Linked DNA regions of Mus musculus: regions 1 and 2 are each linked to region 3. A link is a loop called in an ENCODE intact Hi-C map of the cell type or tissue named here. Cell type or tissue: gastrocnemius. All regions are shown on one strand.

Region 1 (2,500 bases), 70 kb before region 3:
CTCCCAAATGCTAAAATTAAAGGCATGCACAACCAGGCCCGGCTGGAGTCTGGCACTTTGGGTGCTAGACTGCTGCCCAGTGAGGCTCTGGGATCAATCTGGCTCTGAGTTCCAAGCCAACCTGGTCTTACATAGCAAGTTCCAAGACCTATGTAGTAGGACCTACCTCAAGAAAATAAAATTTAAAGTAATTAATTTTTTTTAAAAAATTCCCAATTCCTGAGCACCTGCCTCCAAAGACTATGGTTTTTCCTGGTCTAGAGTGTGAGGAAATTATTATTTATTGTTCTTATTATATGAGACAGAGTGTCTATACTTAACCCTGATGATAGTACATGCTTTTGATCCCAGCACTCAGGAGGCAGAGGCAGGCAGATCTCTGAGGCCAAGGCCAGCCTCATCTACAGAGTGAATACCAGGACAGCCAGGGCTACACAGAGCAAGTCTGTCTCCAATCACAATAGAAAGGGAAAAAGTAAACGTGTTTTTATGATTGAAATATGGCTCAGTTAATGAAGTGCCCAGGATTCATGTGAAAGGCTCAGTGTAGACCTGTAACTCTAACACTAGGCTGGCCTTGAACTCACAGAAACCCACCTGCTTCTGCCTCCCAAATGCTAAAATTAAAGGCATTAACCGCCAGGCCTGGCTGGAGTCTGGCATTTTGGGTGCTAGACTGCTGCCCAGTGAGGCTCTGGGATCAGTCTCTTTCTCTATCCCTAGGGCCATGGCTTCAGACAGGCATCACCACGCCCAGGTTTTTCCACAGTGCTGGGGATGCAAGCTCAGGTCCGAATGCTTGTGCAGCAAGCACTTTACACACTGATCACTTTTCAGCCCTAAGAGTGTGTGTGTGTGTGTGTGTGTGTGTGTGTCCTCCAACTCTGAATACAGTTGCAATGCCAACTACATTTTTCGTGACTACAGGGAACATTTGGACCATGGTGTCATTTCTCCAACTACCCTCCCCAACTGATATCCTACAATTCTTATTGAATTAACTTTCAGTGGCTGTATCCTGACTAGGTCTCCCCTCACGCACCTTCTTAGCTGCTTCTCCTCTGGCCTGCAGCTGTGGTATCTCTGCTCTTCTGCTCCTCCCTGAAGCACTGGGATGTCCCTTTACCACCATGTTGCATCATTCTCCATTTCTGTCACATGGGATCAACTCAAAAAACAAAAATCTTGCCCCAGAGGGAATAGCTGGTGAGGCAGCTTGCTGTAAAAGGACTTGCTGAGCAAGCCTGAGAACTCGAGTTCAAGCCCCAGGACCCACGGAAGAGGAAGGCAAGAACCAACTGCACAAAGTTGCCTTCTGAAGGGGGCTGGACAGTGGTTAGGAATGACTGCTGCCCTCAGAGGAATAGAGTTCCCTTCCCAACACCCACATTAAGTGGCTTATGACTGCCTGTAAATCCACCTCCAGGGGATCCAACGCCCTCTTTTGTCATCTGAGGGCACCTTCATGCACTTGACAGAGACACCAGACACACACAACACATGCATATGGGTTTTGTTTTGTTTTGTTTTTTAATCTTAAAAAAAAAAAAAGCCAAAACAGGAAAAAAAAAAAAGTCATTTATTCTGAGCCAAGTACAGGTGACCGTGGTCCAGGAACACAGATTCAGGCTACCCCAGATGGGGCCAGAGAGCCATGAGACTGGGGTAGCCAGCCCGGAGCAAGAGTGAGGTTGAGACGTGTCCAAACCTCCGATGCACGTAGCTTGTTCGACCCCGACCTCTGCCACCCCTGAGGTAGTCACATAGCCAGGTGGCCAAATTACAGCTTTAACTTCCTCTCTCCCTGTAAGGACATGCCCAACAAGGACCTGGAGTTCCCCTTTATGCAAATGAAGCACTCCCAGTAAGCACCTCGGCACCAGTCAATAATGTACACTCACCCCCAAAGCCCTTATTCACTCCCCAAAGTTTATATAGCTCTTGTTATTCCAATAAAGGAGAACTATTTCACTGAGAACCTCTCAGCGAAGACTTTGTCTCCCCAGCACTTAAGCCAGCTGAGATCCTGCAAACCCATGCGGAGAAGCTTCGTTCTTTCTGTTCTGGCCCCCGGTGCCTAGATACCCCGAGGGCAGGAGCAGAACTTGGCGGCAACCCCAAAGGACGTGCTGCGTGATAGAAGTACTCATATAAACTACTTTAAGAGCCACAGAAGATGGAGCAATTCCTGTACCAAACACGTTGGTGGGGCCTTGAAGTTAGCAGGTGACACCAGGAAGGGACGAATTTTTCCTACAGGCGTCAGACGCTGTCTTTACCATTCTCAGTGTTGGGTACTGGAAGCTAGCGATCCCCTAGGCGATAACATTCCTAAACGCATTACCTAGAGCTCCAAGATGTTAGGTCAGATGTGGAGGTCGGTAATGCCTGGCTATTAAGGGGACTGAAGACAGGCTGAGGTAATGTTGTCTGTCTGCAGCCCTCCACCTGTCCACAATTACAAGGTTCCACCACTCAGCCAGCCTGCATGGCCTCCAAA
Region 2 (2,500 bases), 52 kb before region 3:
TCCTACACGGGATGTGAACCACAACTTTGCCCTGAGAATCCACGCAGTATATGTTATCCACCCAGATGGCACTACAGAATTTATTTGTGTTTTATATATGTCTTCTACACAGAGCCCGGAGGTGATTTTAACTAACGTATTTAATAATTTCATGTACGATGCAAAGTTTGTATGCACCAAACCATCGGACTTGTGACATGATTTTAGAGGTCTGGGATTTCAGATTTTCACATTAGGGAAAGGCCTGTGTCAGAAAGGAGGCTGAACAGAGCAGAACAGTCAGCTTTCCACCATTAATTTTTTTCACTCTTTTAGAACTTAAGTTGACTCTTAAGTTCCTTGATGTAAGAGGAAAAGATGGCATCATTTAATGCCAAGACTGAGTATGGGTTTGATGTAATTGAAGTATTCTTACAGCTCTGGGCTTTAGAGCAGCTCAACAGGTCCAGCCCAACCACTCTGGATCAGGTTTAGGAGATGAGGCAGGGGTGGCTGGCAATGAGTAGATCTCTTACTTACATAGGCACAGCATTCCAAATCCACTCATCACAGTAAAAAAAAAAACCAAAAACAAAACAAAACAGAAACAAAAACAAATACAAATGCACTGTCTATGGACATGGAAAAATTAATGCATAAGCTGTCATCCATTCCTACAGTGGAAATTGTATACTGGGTAAGATAGAAGAAGTATAGCTAACCTCAGACATATGGGGGAATCTTATAAGTACCCTGGTTCTTCTTGTCTGTGGCTTCACGTTATAGGCTTCCAATGAATGATCCCTATTCTGTAGTGATCTAAAAATGTTAAATGGAAAATTCTAGAAATGATTAGTCCATAAACTGTAACTCGTGTTACCCCCTTAAGTAGGAGTGAACGTTTGTGAGGTTCTGGTCTGTCCTACCCAGGATGTGGAACACAGCTTTGTCCAATGTATCCAGGAAGTGTGTGTTAGCCATCACTTTGAAGCATCCCCCAAAGTTAAGAGGCACTACTGTATTTGCTGAATAAGAAAAAAAAAAAAAAAGTCTTAGAAAATAACACATGGTAGGGCCGAATTTTATAACACTCAAGAGTAAGAACAACTGAAATGCATTGTTTGGCTGCAGACAGCGACGTGGGGAAATTAATAGAGGAAGAACCAAGTGGTGAGTTCCAAATGGAAAGTCCTGGAGGCTTCTAGAAGCGCGGCAGAGTGGGATGGGGTGTGGCCTAAGGCAGCCTGGTATTCCTTTTCTGGCTGCTGTGACCGGGACAGAAACACTTAAAGAAAGAACAGGATCTCAGAGGATCGAAGCCATGGCCTCTTGGCCCCTGTGTGCACGGATAGAAAATCATGCTGGTGGGAGGGTGTGATAGGGGGAATCTTCTCCCTTCACGGGGGTACAGGAAGCAGGGTGAAAGAGACACAGAAAGGGGTCAGGGCCAAGATATACTCAAGGGTGCCCCCCCCCCCAGGAACCCTTCTTCCATTGGGTAAGTCTAATTTCTCAAAGTTGCCAGAGCTTCCCAAAGACCACTACCAGAGGGCAACCCAGCATTCCCAAGGTGTGCCTGTAGGGGGCATTGCTTTGTTACTTTTCTGTTGCTGAGCTAAAATATGAGCAAAAGGAACTTAAGGAAGAAAGGGTTTATTCTGGCATATGGTTCCAGTGGTACAGAATCCATCATGGTGGGAAAGGCCCGGCAATAGGCAGGACACGGTACCAGAAGCAAGGAAGCTGACGGGTAACATTCCCACCCACACACAGGAAGGAGAGAGAAACAGGGGGAAATGGGGGGCGGGGAAAGGAAGTGACAAGAAGCTAGAAACCCACAAAGTCTGCCCCAGTGATGTCCTTCCTTCAGCAAGGCTCCACCTCCTAAAAGTTCCACAACCTCCCCAGACAACGCCACCAGCTGGCGACCAAGTATTCCAGGACCACAACCTATGCGGGCGATTCGCACTCGGTGGAGCCATTCACAAGGGCACTCATAAATATTGGCGGGGGGGGGGGGGGGGCGGGGCGGGGTAGCACCTCGTTTACTCTGTGTGGAATGCTGGTGTGGGACAGAGATGTGCACAAGAGTGAGAAGATGAGGGGAGGGTTCTGACCGTCGGGGTGGTCTCTGAACTTGAAGCGGCAGCTCTGGGAAGCAGAGAGCAGAAGCTACACTGCAGGCCAGCACAAGCAGCAGACCATCAGAGGTTTGAACAAGCAGAGTGAAGGAGAAAGGGCAGAGAAGGAAGCCTTCTCTAGGTGCCCTCGGTAGTAGGAACACCTCCCCCTCCCCCACTCTATACTTTCTTCCAGGAACAGCTGGCCCCAGGGTAACAGGACTCCACTCAGACTAGCTGTTCCGGCCTGAAGGTCATGAGTCTCTGGCCCAGCCCAACGCAGGGAGAAAAGGAAGGGCCAGACTTTCTCTTGTACTAGAGGTCTGAATCCTGTAAGACTGAAGGAAGAACTCACAAGGTAGGGATCCTGGGTCTCCAGAGTGCTGGCAAGGTCCAAGCCA
Region 3 (2,500 bases):
GGAAGGGAGGGAGGGAGGGAGGGAGGGAGGGAGGGAGGGAGGGAGGGAGGGAGGGAGGGAGGGATGAAGGATGCATTTGATGTTCCCACCCCCAGTTCCAGTATCCTATACACCCCTCCCCCCCCCAAAAAAAAAAACATTCCTAATATGTTGGAAATCTCTTGATCAGTTAGGAATGCTGCCCACTGACTCCCAGTTGCTGTCCTTGTCTTGATCCTGGGTGCTCAGGGGATGGTGAGCAGCACTCAGTGAGAGGTGTCAGGCAGTTCTCAGTGAACCCCACAGCTGGAGGCCGTTTTTATAGCAAGCTGTCTACCAGCTTTTAGAGTCTTGCTGTGGATGAGTCTGTGCTGGCCAAAGAAAGGAAAACCTAAGCAGAGAATGTGGAAGCCAGCAGGCAGTCTGAATTCAAATCCTGGTTGGCCGGATGTTAGCTGTCTGAGCTGAACAGGTGTATCCTGTGATGTTTAGCCGTCTGTGAGATGTACATTTAATTTTATTTTTTTTTAATTTGTGCTAGGGATTGAACCAAAGGTCTTATGCATGCAGGCAGGCACTCTACCACTGACCTACACCCTCAGCCGTTTGCTGGGGGATTCTAGGCAGGGGCTCTACCACTGAGCCACACCCCCAGCCCCTCACTGGGGGATTCTAGGCAGGGGCTCTACCACTGACCTACACCCTCAGCCTTTTGCTGGGGGATTCTAGGCAGGGGCTCTACCACTGAACCACGCCCCCAGCCCCTCACTGGGGGATTCTAGGCAGGGGCTCTACCACTGACCTACACCCTCAGCCTTTTGCTGGGGGATTCTAGGCAGGGGCTCTACCACTGAGCCACACCCCCAGCCCCTCACTGGGGGATTCTAGGCAGGGGCTCTATCACTGAGCCACGCCCCCAGCCCCTCACTGGGGGATTCTAGGCAGATGATTTACTTACTGCTATGCAAAGATATCAGCTCCCCCTTTTTATTTACATTTCTCTGTGAGACCCTTTTCTCTAAGTTACTTAGGCTGGCCTTGAACTCACTCCAAAGACCAGGTAGGCTTGGACTTTGTGGTCTGCTAGCCTCAGCTTCCTAAGTAGGTGAGAAGATAGGCCAGTGCCACTGGGCCTAGTAATGTTCTCCTACGAAATATTCCCAGAATCCAGCTTTCTTCCCTGCGCTGCCCCCTGCTGGCCCAGCCTCTGTCCCTGTCACATCGAGGTCATAGTCTGAACTCTAGCTCTTCTTGCCCTACAGTCTGCCCCTACCAGCAGCCAGAAGCAACTCATACATTCCCCCAATCAGGTCAGTGTGTGACCCCTTCCCCGAGCTGAGTCCTGGTCCAGCTACAAGCCAACTCTGCCAACCTCTCTCTGCCTCCTGGCTGCTCCTCACCCAACTCCCCGCCTCAGCCTTCAGATCTCCACTTCCTGTTCCTTAGTTCCCCTGGCCTAGTTCTCGGTTCCCTCTCGGATCTCAGCATCCTTCTCACCTCCTTCGTTTCTTTCTCCTAGCTGCTCACGCGGCACATTCCCAGCGAAGCTGTCCATGCCTGCCCACTTACAGCAAAGTGCAACGCCACCCCCACCTACCAGCTCCTCCCTTCTGTCAGCCTCCACGTCTCCATGGCCCCTTCTGCTGAGGCACAGGACACGCTTCCGTTATTTGTCCTGCTCATTATCTGTCCTCCCTCCTGGGCTTTGCACTCCACACAAGGAGAAATGCTGTGATTTTTGTCTACAGCCTAAAATAGGAACCAGTGTGTTCAAAGCTGGTTGGTAAATAGAAAGAAATGCCCTTACAGGCTTTGCCCTGACTCAGGTGTGAACAGGGCTTCTCTGACTTTATGGGGACAAATGGAGGACCAGGGAGCATTGGTTATCCACACAGACTGCCCCAGCCATCCTCAGACAGAACCACTCCTGCAAGTTAGCCTTCTGATACAACCCAGTCCTACATTTTGCCCCCTCTCTCCCTCTTTTCCCCCTCTCTCCCTCCCTTTTTTTCTCTCCCTCCATTCCATTCTTCTCTCCTGAGACATAACGCAGCCTTGATTGACCTCATTCTCATGAGCCTCCTACCTCAGTCTCCTGAGTGCTGGGATGCTCTCACACCTGACTCTTGTCAGTTTCTTTATGATGTATTGGCTGGGTGACTTTTGTTTTGATTTTTGAAACAGGGTAGCCTTGACTGGCTTTGAATTAGAAACGAATCCCACTCTGGCCTCAAACCTTCAGTACCTTTTCTGCCTTAGCCTCCCAAGTGTTGGGACAGTAGAAGCCACCCCACCTAGCTAAGGTGACTCTGGAATCTAGAGTCACTGTTTAACTCCATCTCGCAGGTTTTGCTTTGGTGACAGAAGAGCCTGGGTTCTCCTCGTTTCCTCCTCTTCCTCCTCTCCATTATTATCATTATCATCATCATCATCATTAATCGAGACAGGGTTTCTCTTTGTAGCTCTGGCAGTTCTGGAACTCGTTCTGTAGACCAGGCTAGTCTTGAACTCACAGAGATCT

What was found. Hi-C counts contacts between places; a loop is a spot of excess contacts. Peaks named below come from ENCODE experiments on the same cell type or tissue, not always from the same donor. Only the 100,000 strongest peaks of a DNase experiment are listed, where the experiment ranks them.
Region 1: it touches region 3 in a loop (10-fold over the local background); 11 of 42 quality-filtered maps call a loop at or near these places.
Region 2: it touches region 3 in a loop (2.8-fold over the local background); 3 of 42 quality-filtered maps call a loop at or near these places.

Annotation. Positions count from the first base shown.
Region 1 is chr7:31,173,978-31,176,477 of GRCm38, reverse strand. No RefSeq gene overlaps it. Among named protein-coding and RNA genes, the nearest start is that of Gm10640, 13 kb to the right of the region's middle. In gastrocnemius, no CTCF peak of the experiment used is centred here; no DNase peak of the experiment used is centred here.
Region 2 is chr7:31,155,793-31,158,292 of GRCm38, reverse strand. It overlaps a transcript of Gramd1a not described here. Among named protein-coding and RNA genes, the nearest start is that of Gm10640, 5.3 kb to the left of the region's middle. In gastrocnemius, a CTCF peak has its summit at 1,551 (motif pointing right); a DNase peak (open chromatin) is centred at 1,559; H3K4me3 peaks cover 1,046 bases; H3K27ac peaks cover 1,426 bases.
Region 3 is chr7:31,104,245-31,106,744 of GRCm38, reverse strand. The region is part of intron 5 of Hpn (hepsin); the gene reads left to right. Among named protein-coding and RNA genes, the nearest start is that of Hpn, 9.8 kb to the left of the region's middle. In gastrocnemius, a CTCF peak has its summit at 1,173 (motif pointing left); a DNase peak (open chromatin) is centred at 1,167; H3K27ac peaks cover 955 bases.